Linked DNA regions of Homo sapiens: region 2 is linked to region 1. Evidence: chromatin loops called from intact Hi-C (ENCODE). Cell type or tissue: GM12878. All regions are shown on one strand. Each heading gives the region's core, and the rest is flanking DNA. Links, peaks and the distances in the headings are about the cores only. Region 1 overlaps MCTP1 (multiple C2 and transmembrane domain containing 1). Region 2 overlaps MCTP1 (multiple C2 and transmembrane domain containing 1).

Region 1 (8,343 bases), core at 331-8,330:
AATATATATATATATATATATATATATATATATATATATTTTATTATTTAAGTTTTAGGGTACATGTGCACAATGTGCAGGTTAGTTACATATGTATACATGTGCCATGCTGGTGTGCTGCACCCATTAACTCGTCATTTAGCATTAGGTATATCTCCCAATGCTAACCCTCCCCCCTCCCTGCACCCCACAACAGTCCCCGGAGTGTGATGTTCCCCTTCCTGTGTCCATGTGTTCTCATTGTTCAATTCCCATCTATGAGTGAGAACATGCGGTGTTTGGTTTTTTGTAAGGCGACTGGTAAGTATGGATCGAGAATCGTGGCTTATTTCATCTGGAACGTTGATCCTAGAACAAAAGACAAGTCATTAAGTGATTCAGCTCCCCCTTCTCTGTTCCTTCATGCAGCATTGTGCGCAATCAAGGACACATGCCATTCAACAACGGCTCTGCTTTGCTGACACTCTCAAAGTCATTCTTTCACAGCTGTCAGGGCTCTGTACGCTTTATGCATTCCTTCTGGGCACTTGATCCTCACATTCCACCAGGCAGGAGAAGCAAGCACTTGAACAAAAGGAAGCAAGGACTCAGCTTCCCGGAGGTCAGGGCTATAGCCCTCGCACATATTAATAAACTGCCATTTACATTCTCCAGGTCACTTTTATTAGGCTTTCAAGGTCACCTGCCTTTGAGAAGTCTTAGAATTTTTTTTCTTCATGCTCATCCTCACCCCCTGTCTCCACCCCACCTTGCCCCTTCTCTCATACACTATCTCATATGCCTGGGCTCTGTAGAAGGAAATTAAACTGTGATTTGGTATGCTAAATTACCTGAACTAAAAACTATAATTTGCAATATTATTAAGTCATCACTGTCATGGATTTCAGTTTCTTTCTGTTTAAACCCCTAACTCATAGCATCATTTTTTCTATTACTAAAGGAGAAAAGGAGAGAAAGGCCCTTGGTCGCTCTACTGACTTATCACTCTGTCAGGAAAGTTATATTATGCTTCTGAGTGATTACTTCAGCCCGGCCAGTATTTAGTTAAAACCTCCACCTTGCATTCAAGGTGTGCTTGTTCTTGTTTAAGGGCATATAGGAGAGATATGGGGACTGTTGGGTCAGTTGCAGGGATTAGAAAGTCCACAATTCTCTTTCCAAAGGAATCCTGCCCAGGTTTCGGTTCTGGATGACGGGGACATTTCCTTTTTGTATGCTACTCCCAGTCCTTTTGGAAAGACTTGGATATTTCCTGCTAGCTGGCAGCATCGATGGCCTTCACAATCACCAGATGCTTAATCCCCTTTTGCCATATTCTCTGTGTTGCTGCTTTGAATTAGGCATCAGTATTTTCTGTAAGAATAGACCAGTCAAGATGACTAGGTTTTGCTGCAGTAATAACTGCAAGTCTTGGGGGCTTAAGACCACAATGCTTTTTTCTTGCTTATACTATCTGTCGATCCAGGATGGGCAGAGGGGACTTCATGCCACATCTTTGTTGTCACCCTCACGTTAAGCCCTAAGCTCAAATGTTTTGCTGTTTGAAATACTGCCAGTCACCATGTTGGAAAGAGAAGCACTGGCTCTTAAAGCTTCCTCCTAGAAGAGACATAGACCATTTCTGTTTGCCTTTCATTGGTCAGAGCAAGTCACTTTTAGCAGATAAGGAAGTGCAGTCCTACTACAAGCCCAAAAAGAGATGGCCAGAATATTTGTATATGACCTTAATGATTATACAATTGTCTAGTAGGTTTATGATTCTAAAATAATGAAAGGAGAGAATGAGAATAAAAACCAAGTTTCATTTGCCCCCCAGATATGTAATTTGAACCATTGAGAAAATAATGCTTCCCCCTGTACGTCAATAACATGACAAAAGCAAAGTGCAGACTTTGGTAACTAGGGGAACAGCAATGATGAGATATGATCACGGGTTCTTGTGGCGGGTAGCTCCCTCTGCGACTGCCTAGGCATAAACAATAGCATAAGGTGGGATGTACTCTGTAATATGTCAGCACTGATCTAGGGAAAGGGAACAAGGGACTGGAATATGCTATTTTCTGTCTTTTTCTCATTCAGCAAGTTCTTCTCTCTCTTTCTCATTCAGCAAGTTTTCTACTAAAGGACGTAGATTTTACCAAGTGATTGTACAGACTGAAGTAATAGTTTTTCGGGCTCTGGAGTCAGACTTCTTTTAGTTTAGATCCCAGCTTCATTTGGTACCTAAATGATCTTGGGTAAACTGCTTAACCTCTCTGTAGCCTCATTGCTTCCATGTGTGGAGTGGATATAGTAACAGTGCTTACCTTACAGCATTGATAAAATGTATTTATAGCTCTTGGCCCAAGGCTTTAGAGATGTTCTCTAGCAGGAGAATCACTGAATTTCATTATTCACTTAATACCAATAACTATAGATTCTGAAATTTGGGAAAAGTAGCTCATTTTCCACTGCCTTGATATTTTTTTTTTTTTTTTTTTTTTTTTTTTTTTTGAGATGAAGTCTTGCTCTGTCACCCAGGCTGGAGTGCAGTGGCACGATGTCAGCTTACTGCAACCTCCACTTCCCAGGTTCAAGTGATTCTCCTGCCTCAGCCTCCTGAGCAGCTGGGATTACAGGCACATGCCAGCATGCCCGGCTAATTTTTGTATTTTTAGTAGAGACAGGGTTTCGCCATGTTGGCCAGGCTGGTTTTGAACTACTGACCTCAGGTGATCTGTCTACCTTGGCCCCCCAAAGTGCTGGGATTACAGACGTGAGCCACCACAGCTGGCCGATAAGATGTTTTAAATATTTCTTTCATTCTTCAAAAGTAGGTTCCAGGGCACAGGGTTGCATATATCTTAAGTGCCAGGGGATACCACCTAATAAGACACTATTGCAGGTGTTTTTTGCTGAGTCATCCACAGCAAAGGGTACATCTGTCTGTGCAAAGGAAATACTTTTTTCTGTAGTCTTCTTGATGATAGATTGGCCTAGCAAAAATTTTACAGGCTGGTGAGGATTCTGAACTTTCAAGGTTTGTCTAGTTATTTAAATATGATGCATATAACCTAATAAGACATAGATGCTCAGAATCAAAACATAACTTCAGATCATCACATAAGTCAAGGACAAGAATGCTCTGGGGCCACAATTACAGCAGAAGCATCAAAAAACAAAACAAAACTGTATTTCTTGACCTTCTAGTGTCAGCTCATCTCCCAGGCTTCTAATTGCATTGAGCGCTATTGCAGACGGTGGCCAGTCTGTGTAGTCAGTCCACCGTGTCCAGTCAAGGTAATATCCTCTTGGATAGTAAAATATATGAGGTTCAATTTGCTTCTCTTTTTCTACTTAGTTTGAAGACTCAACAGAGAGCTGGAAATGTAGTGCTACAGTGCTTCTGGCTCAAGAAAGTCTTTTTGGAATCTATTAGTATCATCAGTGTCCTGAGACAATCGAGAAACTTAGAGTGCTGATAACTATGCTCAAAAAGTAAATGTGCAAGGCAATGTTAACTATATTTTCCATTACATTCCAAGTCTATTAATAGAAAGAACAAAGATCAGAGAATAAAAACTTGCCCCACAGAAATTTTATTTCCAGTCAAAGATTTGAATCTAAATTTTTCAGAGCATGGGACTAAAGAGATCAGGCAATCATGGGTTTTGTCCTGTAGCCACAAAGGATGTATGTACCTATTTAACCATGTCAAAATGTTTCCTGGTAAACTAGGGGGCCAGGTTAGAAAGTTGGCAGGGAGCCATGTACTCAGAACTACTCTGAGAAGCCTTAACGGACTGCTGTCTCGACAATGTTTCAGTAGTTCCACAGTCGTCACCCTGTGCTCTTTAGCAAGCTCTGAGTCCTAACTGTACATGCAACTGGCATGTGTTTATCTAGTCTGGAAAATGCTTTCCTATAAAAGATGAAGAAACTGAGTTTAAAAGTCCACATACCTTTGGAAGACACAGAAGATGGAATAAAACCCACATCAAATTACAGAAACCTAATCATCTGGGTCAAACAGTATAATTTGTCAATAGTATCAAAACTTCCTTATGGTTTCTTTCTTGAGACAGAGTTGCACTCTTGTCACCCAGTCTGGAGTGCAATGGCACAATCTCAGCTCGCTGCAACCTCTGACTCCTGGGTTCAAGCAATTATTTTGCCTCAGCCTCCCAAGTACCTGGGATTACAGGCGCGCGCCACTACGCCGAGCAATTTTTATACTTTTAGTAGAGACGGGATTTCACCACATTGGCCAGACTGGTCTCAAACTCCTGACCTCAGATGATCCACCTGTCTTGGCCTCCCAAGGTGCTGGGTTTACAGGCGTGAGCCACCATGCCTGGCCTCCTTATAATTTCAGAAGCTCAATTTATTACAGAATAATTACCCCCATCCAGTTAGTATAATAGTTAAAGACCACTAACCCACCAATCAGAAGACCTCGATTCTAGATCCGCCTCTGTTGCAATCTGGACTTTACCTCTCTTAGCTTTATATATGAAAAGGATTATTTGGGCTAGAACAGAAGTCAGTAAACTACAGTCCACAGGCCAAATTCAGCCAACTGTAAATAAAGTTTTATTGGCATACAACTACACCCATTTGTTTTCTTACTATCTACGGCTGCTTTCATGCTTTCAATGAAGGGGTGAATAGCGGCAACACAGATTATGTGGCCTGGAACACCTAAAATATTTACTATTTAGCCCTTTACAGAAAAAAAAATTACTTCTGAATTGGAAGCTATCCAAGAGATAGCTCCTCTGTCTCCTCATCTGCAAAATGGGAACAAAAATAATACTTGCCTCATAAGATTATGAGGATTAAATGATGGTTCTTAATACAGTTTCTACATAGGAAATGATAGGTAACATATAATTATATAACTGTTAAAATGGTGAGCATGACCATTGTCAGAATTGTAGCAATCAGTTTTCCATTACAGAAAAAATACTTGCTGCTGTCGTGCTATGCTACGATATTACATGGAACAGAAAAGATGGCAGTTCACACACAGAACTCCTGGACAACTGAAATAACAAAATCCAGTACAGGCAGAAGATATGGATAAAGGCAAACTGTATCTCCAGCCTAAAAAAAAAGCTGGAAACCTACATTATCTAATTATCAACCTGATACTTGAGCTAGACTTTGAAGGCTAAGTCAGATTCAAACAAGCCAAAAGAGGAACTTAAAGGTATTCAAGGTCAAGGGGAAGTGGAATTCCCAAGAGGCCTTGAGAGGGCAGTTTGTAGAAGAATTTAGCCACAGCAAAATATACTGACGCAAGAGTTGTGAGTGACAGGGTAAGAATGGTTGGTTGGGACCAGGTTGTGGAGTTTTGAGCACTGGAGCAAGGAATGTAGACAGTTTCTTATGTGCATTGAGATCCACTGAAGTTTTCTGAACCTGAAAAATATTAGTATTTCTAGAATAATTTACCTATCTTTATGACATGGAATGCATGAGAAGACAAAGAAACAGGAAATTAAGTTCATTTTAAAGAGATGAATTTCAGTTTTGTCTGCACTATTACATTATAAAAATGTCTTATATTTGTTGTTTATATTTGTTCTTATTCCCCTTTGTAAAATTTCACTTAAGCCTACTTTACCTACTGTATTTAAAATGGAGTAGTAGCTAATGCACAAATATACAAATGAAGTCATGGTTTTTATTCTTTCTGTAACTACTTAAAGAGCATCATTTTACATATATCTCAAAACATTCATAATATTAGCACTTATTAGGGGTTTACCGTGTAAAAGATAGGAGAAAATGAGTCAAACATGAGTAACGCCTTCAATCTGGGAGGGGAAATAAATGACATAAAAGAATTAATAGAGGGCTGTGAGTCATTTGAGTATTCAGAAAGGAGTAGGAGGCAGAAAGGGCTCCAGTCAAGTGTGGCGGATATTGTCTACCCAGTGTTTATTTCCCCATTTTCCCTTGCTAATGGAAGACGGACTTTGTACATAATGACAAAGATTCTGCCTAAATCCTCAGTTTTCTAAGGTTTCATTGTATCTATGAATGACTCTTTAATATAGTTCTGGCCAAAGAGCTGGAAAAGGATGTGTTCCGGGGGTTTCTGGGAAAGTTTTTTACTTTCTTGATAACATAGGACAGATATTGCTGACTCCATCCTTCCCCCTCTCATCTACCTTTGAATGTGAATGCAATGCTTACAGCTGGGGCAGCCATATTAACACCATGAGGCAATAAACATAAGGATGAAGAAATGGAAAGACAGAAAGTTCTTAGGGCCCAAATGATCACTTTGAACATCTGGTACAATATCAATAACCTGACTTCTGAACTTCCTATTGCATGAGGAAAATTAACTCTACTACCTAATCTACTACTAGAATATTCTGTTGCTTGCAGCCGAGCACTTTGTGCTGCTTCTCTTCTGTAAATATGTTTTTCTTCAATGAGTACTTATTTCTTCAACACATTTTTCTTCAAGTTTCTATTAAGCACCTATGTGTCAGGCTCAGTGTTAGGCACTAGAAATAAATATAATGATGCCTCCCTTAATTTTTCTCTGCAAGAATACCTGATGATTTTGAAGATACTCAAATGGAGAACAGTAAAATGACTCTTTCCTCTCCACCTTTCTTTCATATCGCCTAACTGCCCTCTACCCCTACCAGCTCATCTGCAAAATGGGAATAAGAGACAAAAAGAGACAAAGTGAAAATGAGGCTAAAAGAAGTCAAATATATGTATTACACATGCCTCCTCCCCATTCTCCCAGAAGAAATGGAAACAAGTGGACACTCTGTAAGAGAACAGGAAAGCCAGTGCAGCTCCTTTATCCCTCCTCACATCTTGCACCAAAGAGCACACTCTCCGAGCTGTGGAGCAGCTATGGAATCTCCACCCAGAACATTATAATTGACCCATTTTGGGAAAAGGTTTGTTCACTTGTGGGCATACTGGTTATAGACAGAAAGGCATTATTAAGCAAGTCCTCAAACCTGAAGCCCTAAACTTCCCCTTAGACCTTGCTGCACTCAGGCGTATCCAGTAAGAAAACTATGGTCATGAGAAGTGGCTGGGAAACATTCTTACTCTCTGTGGGTGGGAGCATGTCATAGGACTACTCTGGAGTCTTCCTTCTCTTGTTGTTTCAACCATCTTAAAAGCAATGGTTATCTGACAAGAAATGCTGTGTTAAGGCTGTGCCCTTGGACTTGTCCAAGTTTGCACAGCACAGGCAGGGCAGGATTTGAATCCAATGTTAAAGCCCCTTACTGTATTTTGGGAAATGAGCTGAACACAGTTTTAGTCTTGGTATCAAATCTCGGGATGTAATCCAGTCAAGAACTACCTATTGGTGGCTGGGCGCGGTGGCTCACACCTGTAATCCCAGCACGTTGGAGGCCGAGACGGGCGGATCACCTGAGGTTGGGAGTTCGAGATCAGCCTGACCAACATGGAGAAGCCCCATCTCTACTAAAAATACAAAATACAAAAATTAGCCCAGTGTGGTGGCACACGCCTGTAATCCCAGCTACTCAGAAGGCTGAGGCGTGAGAATCCCTTGAACCTGGGAGACAGAGGTTGCAGTGAGCTGAGATGGCACCACTGCACTCCAGCCTGGGTGACAGAGCAAGACTCTGTCTCAAAAAAAAAAATGTTAGTGAAACCAAAACTGAGATCCATTTTCAGAACTTGACCAAGTTTGCATAACGCCAGCAGGGCAGGATTTGAATCCAGTGCTAAATCCCCTGTCCATCTAATTAGTCCGTTATCCATGCTTCTTGCTCCTTGCTCCCTGTGCATTTTAGAAGTACAGAGGCTGCTAACTGGCAGCTAAGGGGCTGAATTCAGCTGTGGACAGGATTTTAAAACAGTCTTCAAAAATCAGGAGAAGCTGAGCTCAACGGCTCACGCCTATAATCCGAGCACTTTGGGAGGCCAAGGTGGGTGGATCACTTCGGATCAGCCCAGGAGTTAGAGACCAGCCTGGGCAACATGGCAAAACAAACAAACAAACAAACAATAACATTAGCTGGGTGTGGTGGCGTGCATCTGTAGTTCCAGCTACTCCGGAAGCTGAGGTGGGAGGATCACTTGAGCCCGGGAAGCAGAGGTTGCAGTGAGCTGTGATGGTGCCACTGCACTCCACCTTGGGTGATGGAGCCACATCCTGACTCAGAAAAAGAACAAGAAAAATCAAGAGCTCTCATGGAAAAATGTGGATTTTGGCCGGGCACAGTGGCTCACACCTGTAATCCTAGCACTTTGGGAGACCGAGGTGGACAGATCACAAGGTCAGAAGATCGAGACCATCCTGGCTAACATGGTGAAACCCCGTCTCTACTAAAAATATACAAAAAA
Region 2 (8,343 bases), core at 27-8,026, 150 kb before region 1:
TCATCTATACTGGCTCCCATGGTGACTTCATTGATTCACAAGAGTCCAGCTCCACTCCATAACTCTTCTCTGCATTCCAGATTCCTATATTGCACTGCCTACTTGATATCACTATTTGAAAGTCTAATAGATTTCTCCAATTTAGAATGTGCAAAGCTAAACTTCTAACCTTCAGTCCCACACATCTGCTCCTCCTTCAGCCTTCTCTTGTTTGTTGCTAACACCAAAAATCGTGGAACCATGTTTGATTCCTTTCTTTCTCTCACTCTCATCAAATCAATCAGCAACCTGATAATTTTTCTTCAAAACATATTGAGGATTCTCGACCGCTCATCATCTCTATCATTATCATTGTGGTCAAAGCCACCATCAGCTTTCATATGGACAGTAGCAACAGCCTCCTGTTCTTCCTTCCACACCTCCCCTCCCACAACAGTCTGTTTCCAATTAGCAGCCAGAGTAATATTTTTAAAACAAAAATAAAGTAACTTAACTCCTCTGTTCCAAATCCTTTAATTGTTTTGCATCATAATCTAGGGACAGCCACAGTCCCTTCAGTGGCCTATAAGACTTTGCACAATCTGGCCTTGTTGCTTGTCTACTATGAACTTCTGCTATTCTGCCTATCCCCGTCCTTCATTCACTTTCAGCCAGCTGGCCTCTTTGCTGTTCCTCAAGGCATACCAGACACCCTCCCACCTCAGGACCTTTCCCTCTATCTAACTTTCTTCAGGGATCCACTCACCTGCCTTGCTTCTTCATCTTCTTTAGATCTGTGCACCAATGTCTCATCAGGGAGGCGTCCATACCAAGCCTATTTAAAATTGAACCTGCTTTTCTTGGCATTCCATTCCTCTATTCTGCTCTGTTTTTCTCCATTAAAGCAACCACCATATGGCAAACTATGCATCTTATTTATGTTATCATTTATTTTCCCTCATTAGAATGTAAGCTCCACGAGGGCAGGGATTTTTTGAGTGTTTTGTTCACTGCAACATACTCCATACCTAAACAAGTATCTGGCACCAAGCACTCAGTAAATATTTCCTGGGTTTGAATATAAATCCCTGAAGCTTGATTTAACACTGGAAATTATGGCTCTTTGTCAGACAAATGCTGATCTGACACCAGGCATTAATGGAAAGGCAATTAGAACAACATGACTTAGTTGAAGGTAAGAAAGTTTCAGTGTAACTGTGGAAAGGTAATTGAATATAATGCAAAAGAGAAGAATGAATTAGTTAAAGTATAAAAGTGTCTGAATAATCTTTATACTTCAGTAATAATAAATGGCCATATTTGGGGGAAAAGTAGGCTATACATTTACCAAGACACTTACTATAACTTTTCATCATCATGATATCTACGGAGCTGTCTGGTTGTAAAACTTTACACAAAAGTAAATTTACCATAAATGGAAAGAAACAATAATAATAATGCTTTACAACCTGCAGGGCCCTATTATACACATTAGCTTTACACTCTGGGGTAGCAGGGGTGGTTCATATTATACCAATTTTGCAGATGCAAATAGTGAGGCTGAGGGCAGTTAAGAGGTTGCTCAGCCAGTGGAGTGATTGATCTGAGGCTCAAATCCAGATCAATCTAAAGTCCATGCTTATTTCATCACACTCTTGTATTCAGCATGTTGTCCTGGAGCCATGGAGTGCTCAGTAAAATGCCAAGTACTCGGTAAACTAACTTAGGTGATGCACACCATATTGCAAGTTTGAACAACAAATTTTACCTGTCACTGAACTACAAATTTCAAGTGAAGGTGAAATAATGTTAATCTGCATGTAATTATTTAACTTTCTGATCACCTGCATTTTGGCAGGCAAGACGGACTGCCCCCTTTACGATAATCAGCTAATAAATCCCCATGATTGTTACACTTTTATGCAGAGCAGTAATCTGAACAAATTGGCTGCTGACAGCTGTGGTAAATTGCCAAGAATGAGTGCTGTCAGGGAACAAGTTGTTTTTATGAATGTGCAGAATAAGTAAATCCTGTGTCATGCAATTTTATTCAGTTGGAGTTATTTGCAATCCAATATAGCAAGATTTACAGCATTATTTATTAGTGTGCCAAATGCTTGTTTATCTTTAAAGTGGCGTTGATTTGGGGTACATATATTTTAGGTTGGTGAATTGCTACTGACTTCGTTGCATTGTTCTCAGGGCCTAGGCATTTGGTGCTACCCATGACAACTAAATGCTACCAATGTACGCTTGAGTCAAGGGCTTAATTTTAACGAAATTCTTATTAATGGTATATGATAAGAAAAATATATTCTGAATTGGTAAGTTCTGGGTGAAGAACAAATGCTTTCAAAATCTACAGCCATAAAAATAAATCTATGGCTCTCTCTAATGCTGAAGAGAAGAGAATGTGAACTGTTTAGATGAACACAAATGTGTGTTCAAGTTTCATGTGGCAAATGAGGAAAATAGCCTTTGACTTTGGATAAAAACCAAACTAATGTTTTCTTAATGTTGAAAGTCAATACATTTGAGCATTTGACACTCCATAGATTCTGATTTGGAATGTTTTTTATCTGTGACACCAAAACTACAATGCTTCCTTTACTTTCTACATAAATAAGAGCAGGAGAAATCCTACTGCATTATTAATCTGAAAGCACAAGGACAGCTAGTCAGAAAATTCTAAACTGAAGAGAGTTTAAAAAAAACATTGTATTTTACTATTTTTTTTTACTAATGATTGAGTGAAATAGTTCATTAGGGAGATAGGCAATATTTAAATAAAGAATGGAGTTTGTCGTTGATTTTCGTCTTGGTTTTTCATAAACTCAACCTAAACAAAATATATTAGGATTTTAATCCCTTTTCTTTCATGAGTTACTGTTTGTTCTTCTGAAGATTTTCTCAGAAAGGCTGTACTCATTGTAATATTTTAAAAATAATTGGCAAAGTTCTCAAAGACAGTTACCATACACTGCTGTATGTATAGTGTGTAGTTTACCTTCAAGTCAATGAATAGGGAATTATAGAAGTTTGCAGAAGTATACCCAGGTAAATCAATCTCCCCAGAGAGAGTTGAACAGTGACAACTTCTAACAACAGAAAGGCAATAACAGCATTTAGCATTTTGTGATGTCAGAGATAGAGTAAAAACTTCTGCATAGTCATGGAACTTGAAAACACTTCAGCAGCTACATATTGAATCTTTTTAATGCAAACATTTCAAAGAGTCATATATTATATCAATTTATAATATAAGATGTTATATTATGCAAATGTAAAGTAGTTCTCATATATTAAGAAATCTCAAAAAGCTTCATACATGTATTATTCAATTTGCTAAAAATTATGTAAAATTGTGCTTTTTAAAACCCCCTCTCATAGAGGCATGTCTTCCCATTCTGAGTGTTTTATGTTTCAATGTTCTGCCAATCATGATGGCTTCAAAATCTCATTAGTTAGTACTTTAAGGCATAATATATACTTAGAAGTATATATTAAAGAGAGCAGATATAAATTTCCTCTTGATAATTTTGGATTGTTTTGGCAGATCTCTTGCCGGATCTGATTCTAGTACCACTGCTTTGTGAGCTATATCGTGGCTGACATAGAGCTCAAGTAGGGTAGAAGTGTCGGCTCGGCAGATTCTTGTTTATCATTGCTGTTCACTTGTGCTTGTTCAATTAGTGTTATCTTCTATCCACAGTTCCTTTGGTGGGATCTTTTAAAGCCAATTGTCCATTTTGTGAGGATTAGTTTAGTTAAAAATTAGATTATATAATCTCTAAATCCACTTAATAGGGCATGTATGAACTGCAATTCAGGAAAGGCGAGTGAGCCCCAAAGGGTGCCACTGTTGACCCCTTCGTGTTAGCCATGAAGCTCCTATGCCTCCCTCAAAATACTTGAGGCCTATGTGATGTATGAGCCACCTGTGTTCATGTATTAGAGACTGATGAGGCTTCATTTCTGTCTTATTTTTACGTTAAAAAATAATTGCAAATAGTTCTAACATGTACTTTCTGTACCCCCACGGGACTCATACGAACACACCCAGGGTGCTAATCACAAGACTGTTTCATCTAGAAAGGAATGTTATGAGTCACTGGTTCAGAGACAGCAGATGGAAAGGCAGGGGAGAAAAACGGTGATCAGAACACTGAGATTTTTCTCCTTGAACTTTTAGAGGATAACATCACCCCATAAAGATGATGAATATTCCTTTCACATGATTAAATAGTTCAAATGTATATAGTTTTTTTTTTTTAATGCAGAGAACTTCAAGCTCTGATATGGAAGTCAGGAAACATGGTTCAAGTTCTTGCCATCACTTAATTTTTCTAAGTCTTATTTTTCTCACTCTCTGAGGTACCATCCCAGACAGTGGGAGTGAGAGAGAAAGAACATGAGTCAGGGAATACTAGGAAGCATTTGTAGAATGAGGGAAAGTAACTCTAAAATTGATTTGGTTTGTCTCTGTGTCCCCACCCAAATCTCATCTTGAACTGTAGCTCCCATAATTTCCATTGTGTGGGAGGGACCCGGGTGGAAGGTGATTGAATCATGGGGTGGGTCTTTCCCATGGTGTGCTTGTGATAGTGAATTAGACTCATGAGATCTGATGGTTTTATAAAGGGGAGTTCCCCTGAACATGCCCTCTTGCCTGCCACCTTAGAAGGCATAACTTTGCTCCTCATTCGCCTTCTGCCATGATTGTGAGGCCTCCCCAGCCGTGTGGAACTGTGAGTCAATTAAACCTGTTTCCTATATAAATTACCCAGTGTTGGGTGTGTCTTTATTAGCAGCGTCAGAACAGACTAATACAAAAATCTGTTTTAGATTTGAGTCTGTTCTTGTTATTCTGTTGATTCATTAATTGATGAGTTGAATTTGATGCAGATCACTTGAATTTTCAAATATCAAATTAAGGCAAATGTGATAGTATAACTAGATAATACATTTACATAGCACTTTCAACTTTTCAAAGTACTTTTTCATCCATGATTCCTGTGTTCTTACAATTCTCTGCAAAGAGAAGGCATTTTTTTAAAAATTTCCATTCAATAAATGAGGAAAGCTGAAGTACAAAGAGTTTAAGTGACTTTCTTAATATCACAATACTAATGAATAATCAGGATTTATTAAAATTTCTGTTTTCTGAACCCCCAGCCATGGACTCTGATGCCAAATAACTTTCTTCAAAGTAACACAGAATCTGTGCTCATTCTGAAGTAAGGATCTGAGAAACCTGAAGGTTTAGAAGGGGCTGAATCTCCAAATCTAAAAGGACCTGAGACATAAGCACTTAATGAATAGTTAATGAAAGAATTAATTAATGAGTGAGTGAAATGAGTATTGGGGAGAAGTCAAACCACTTTCTAGGAGACAATATAGAAGTGGTAGAATGAGCACATTACACACTAGCACTGGCTCTGCCACTGTCAAGCATTGTCACCAAGGATAAATTATTGAGCCTCCATTTCCTTGTCCATAGTACTTTAATACTTACAGTGCACCAGCTATGTTCCAGTTGGTGTGCCACGTGCTGAGAATAAGATATTGTTCCTGCCCTTGAGGCATTTCAGGATATTAAGAAAGACAGCTGCAAGTTATTTCAATGAGAATTGGTAAAAAATTAGCCATGCAAAAATGAGATACATCATCTCAGGCTGAGGGCATGCCTTGTCCAAACATAAAGAAACAGGTGCGTTCTAGCATGGATGTTGGGAGGATTATAAGGCTTCTGGAATGATAAGTTGTAAGTGAGAATGCATCAGCAAGTGACACATAAGCTGATGGTAAGTCATGGAGGGTACTGTTGACTAGCTAAGGATATCTCGTAAATAGTGCAAAGCCAGGGAGGGACATGGTCAAGTTTGTGTTGTAGACATCCATACAGAGAGGGTTGGACTGTAGCAATGGTTTTTGCCTTAAGCCAGTTTCTCAAGAAAAATGGAGCACGAGGCAATGATTGAGTGCTGGTGCTTTATTAGGAGGTACCATCCCAGACAGTGAGAGTGAGAAAGAAAGAACATGAGGCAGGGAATACTAGGAAGAAATGCAAGGAAATATATTCATGGATTGGTCACTGTTTCTGGTATTTCAGAGATATAGCTGGTTGCTTAGCAGGTGCATCCATATGGCCACATGTGCACAGGCCATATGGAGAATTATGTTTTGGAACAGTTTGTGAAAGGGAAGAGGTGTGGGACATTGTCTTCCCATCTCCTATTACATTGATCACAGTTCACCCTACAAGGAGATAACTTCTGCATTGTTTCATGCAGCTTCCTTGGCAGTTGATCTGGGAGCCAGATACAATCTTCACAGTGTGGCTTCCTATCGAAGTGCAGAAGTGGCTTTAGAAGCCAGAAACTCAAAAGTATATGGCGGCTAGGCCTGGATGCACCTTGGCAGAAATGGGGAGTGCCTAGCTCATTTGGGACAGTGAAAGATCAGCCAGCCCTAGGTGGGAGACCCATGAGGACCCAAGCACAGTCAGTTGGTCATGGGTTTGGGATGAAGAGCAGCCCTTTGGGGAGGCATAGCCAAAGGAGCAGCTGAGGCAAAGCGAACAGCTGAGGACTCAGGAGACCATGGCTCCAGGAGAGCCTAGGGAGCTATATAAGCTGTGTCATGTAAGTTTTCAAACCACACATATAGAACCATCAGTATAAAACAGATGTCAGGAGAGCTGCTCTGTGAACCAAAGAGGATAGTCAGTCTATACCCCTTTTTCTCACACTGCCACCCATAGTGGCACACCCTACTGCTCTTTGCAATACAATTTGAAATTAGATGAGATGAGATGCCTTCTTACACCAACATTCAAGTTTTTTTAGCAATACATCTGAGGAATACTATTTCATTGCCTATAAGATAATTTTGTTCTCTTAGCTTTTTGATTTGTGGAATTGCAAAGAAAGGAAGATGCAGCAAATGTAAACATACAGTTACAACAAATTGTGGAATTTGAGGGTTTGAGAATTTAAAGTTCATCTGCAGATGAGAAAACTGAAATCCAAGAGGATAAGTTATCTTGAAAGAGGTCACATGACTAATTAATGTAAGACTGAGGTCTAGAACCAAGGGAATCTGACTCCCAAACCCGGGACTTTTCTCTGTGTATGTATCTGTGAACATATTTTTGGAATTCATAAATTTGTTTTGATGCTTTTTAAATTTTGCATTTTTATCTTGGTAACAATATAAAACCATTACTGTATACCTATCCTGAACCACCTGGATGACCACTTCTTACTTCTATATTCAAACAGTAGTGAAACCTCCCTTTGTTCAGGACATAACAGTACAGGTGAGCCAAATATAGAAGAATCTACCCCATAGCAGTTAGTACTGTATTCACATTGCACCAGACTATGTTGGAAGAGTTCCATCCTTGAACATATTTGTTCAAAAGTTATGAGGGGGTAGCAAATGCTTTTTCCTCAGCCAACGCCAGCAACAATATGATTTGATACCCATCAGTAAAGCTTTAAGTTTATCCTCAAGCCAACAAGAAAACTTTGCTTAGTTACAGGTGACACTTCATTTAAAATGGCATCTTACTCTCGAGTAGAATATTTAGATAAATAAGAGATCCAAATAACCTTAACTAGCACAAAGAACCTTGAAGTCATTAAATACTTTCTTGGCTGATATATTTATGAAAATGGGCATTCTCTACATTGGAATTATTAAAGTCAAAATTCTGAAACACTGAATATAGCACAGGACCTGAGATAAACTATTTCTATGAGTACACCCAATACTGAAATTTTAATTGTTACAGAAAAGCATAATATTCCCTATACATTTATATTGTTAATTTAAATTTATTAGTTTCATAGTTTCAAAATTCAATTTATAAATTTTTCTTAATCATCTTATAAGAACAATAACTTACAGCCTTCTTCTCTGGTTTATATATATTTTTAAAGCATAAAAATAACATATTTTCATACTTGGAAACTGAGATAATTCTTTCTGTTAAAAATAAGTCCAGGCACAAAGAGGGGAACGACACTGGGGCCTCCTTGAGGGCAGAGTTTGGGAGGAGGGAGAAGATCAGAAAAAGTAACTATTGAGTACTAGGCTTAGCACCTGGGTTACAAAATAATCTGTACAACAAGACCCTGTGACAGGAGAGTTTATGTATATTACAAACCTGCACATGTGCCCACCAAAACCTAAAATAAAAGTTTGGGGGAAAAAGTCGGCTGGGTGCAGTGGCTCATGCCTGTAATCCCAGCACTTTGGGAGGCCAAGGTGGGCGGATCATTTGAGGTCAGGAGTTTGAGACTAGCATGGTCAACATGGTGAAACCCTATCTCTACTAAAAATATGAAAAAAGAAAAA

Evidence for each region. Peaks named below come from ENCODE experiments on the same cell type or tissue, not always from the same donor. Only the 100,000 strongest peaks of a DNase experiment are listed, where the experiment ranks them.
Region 2: it touches region 1 in a loop (2.9-fold over the local background); 3 of 110 quality-filtered maps call a loop at or near these places.

What each region holds. Positions count from the first base shown.
Region 1 is chr5:94,743,805-94,752,147 of GRCh38, reverse strand. The region is part of intron 19 of MCTP1 (multiple C2 and transmembrane domain containing 1); the gene reads left to right. Among named protein-coding and RNA genes, the nearest start is that of SLF1, 130 kb to the right of the region's middle. In GM12878, for the core only: no CTCF peak of the experiment used is centred there; DNase peaks (open chromatin) are centred at 5,237 and 5,847; H3K27ac peaks cover 1,979 bases.
Region 2 is chr5:94,897,524-94,905,866 of GRCh38, reverse strand. All of the region lies in intron 10 of MCTP1 (multiple C2 and transmembrane domain containing 1), which reads left to right. Among named protein-coding and RNA genes, the nearest start is that of MCTP1-AS1, 77 kb to the left of the region's middle. In GM12878, for the core only: no CTCF peak of the experiment used is centred there; a DNase peak (open chromatin) is centred at 4,036.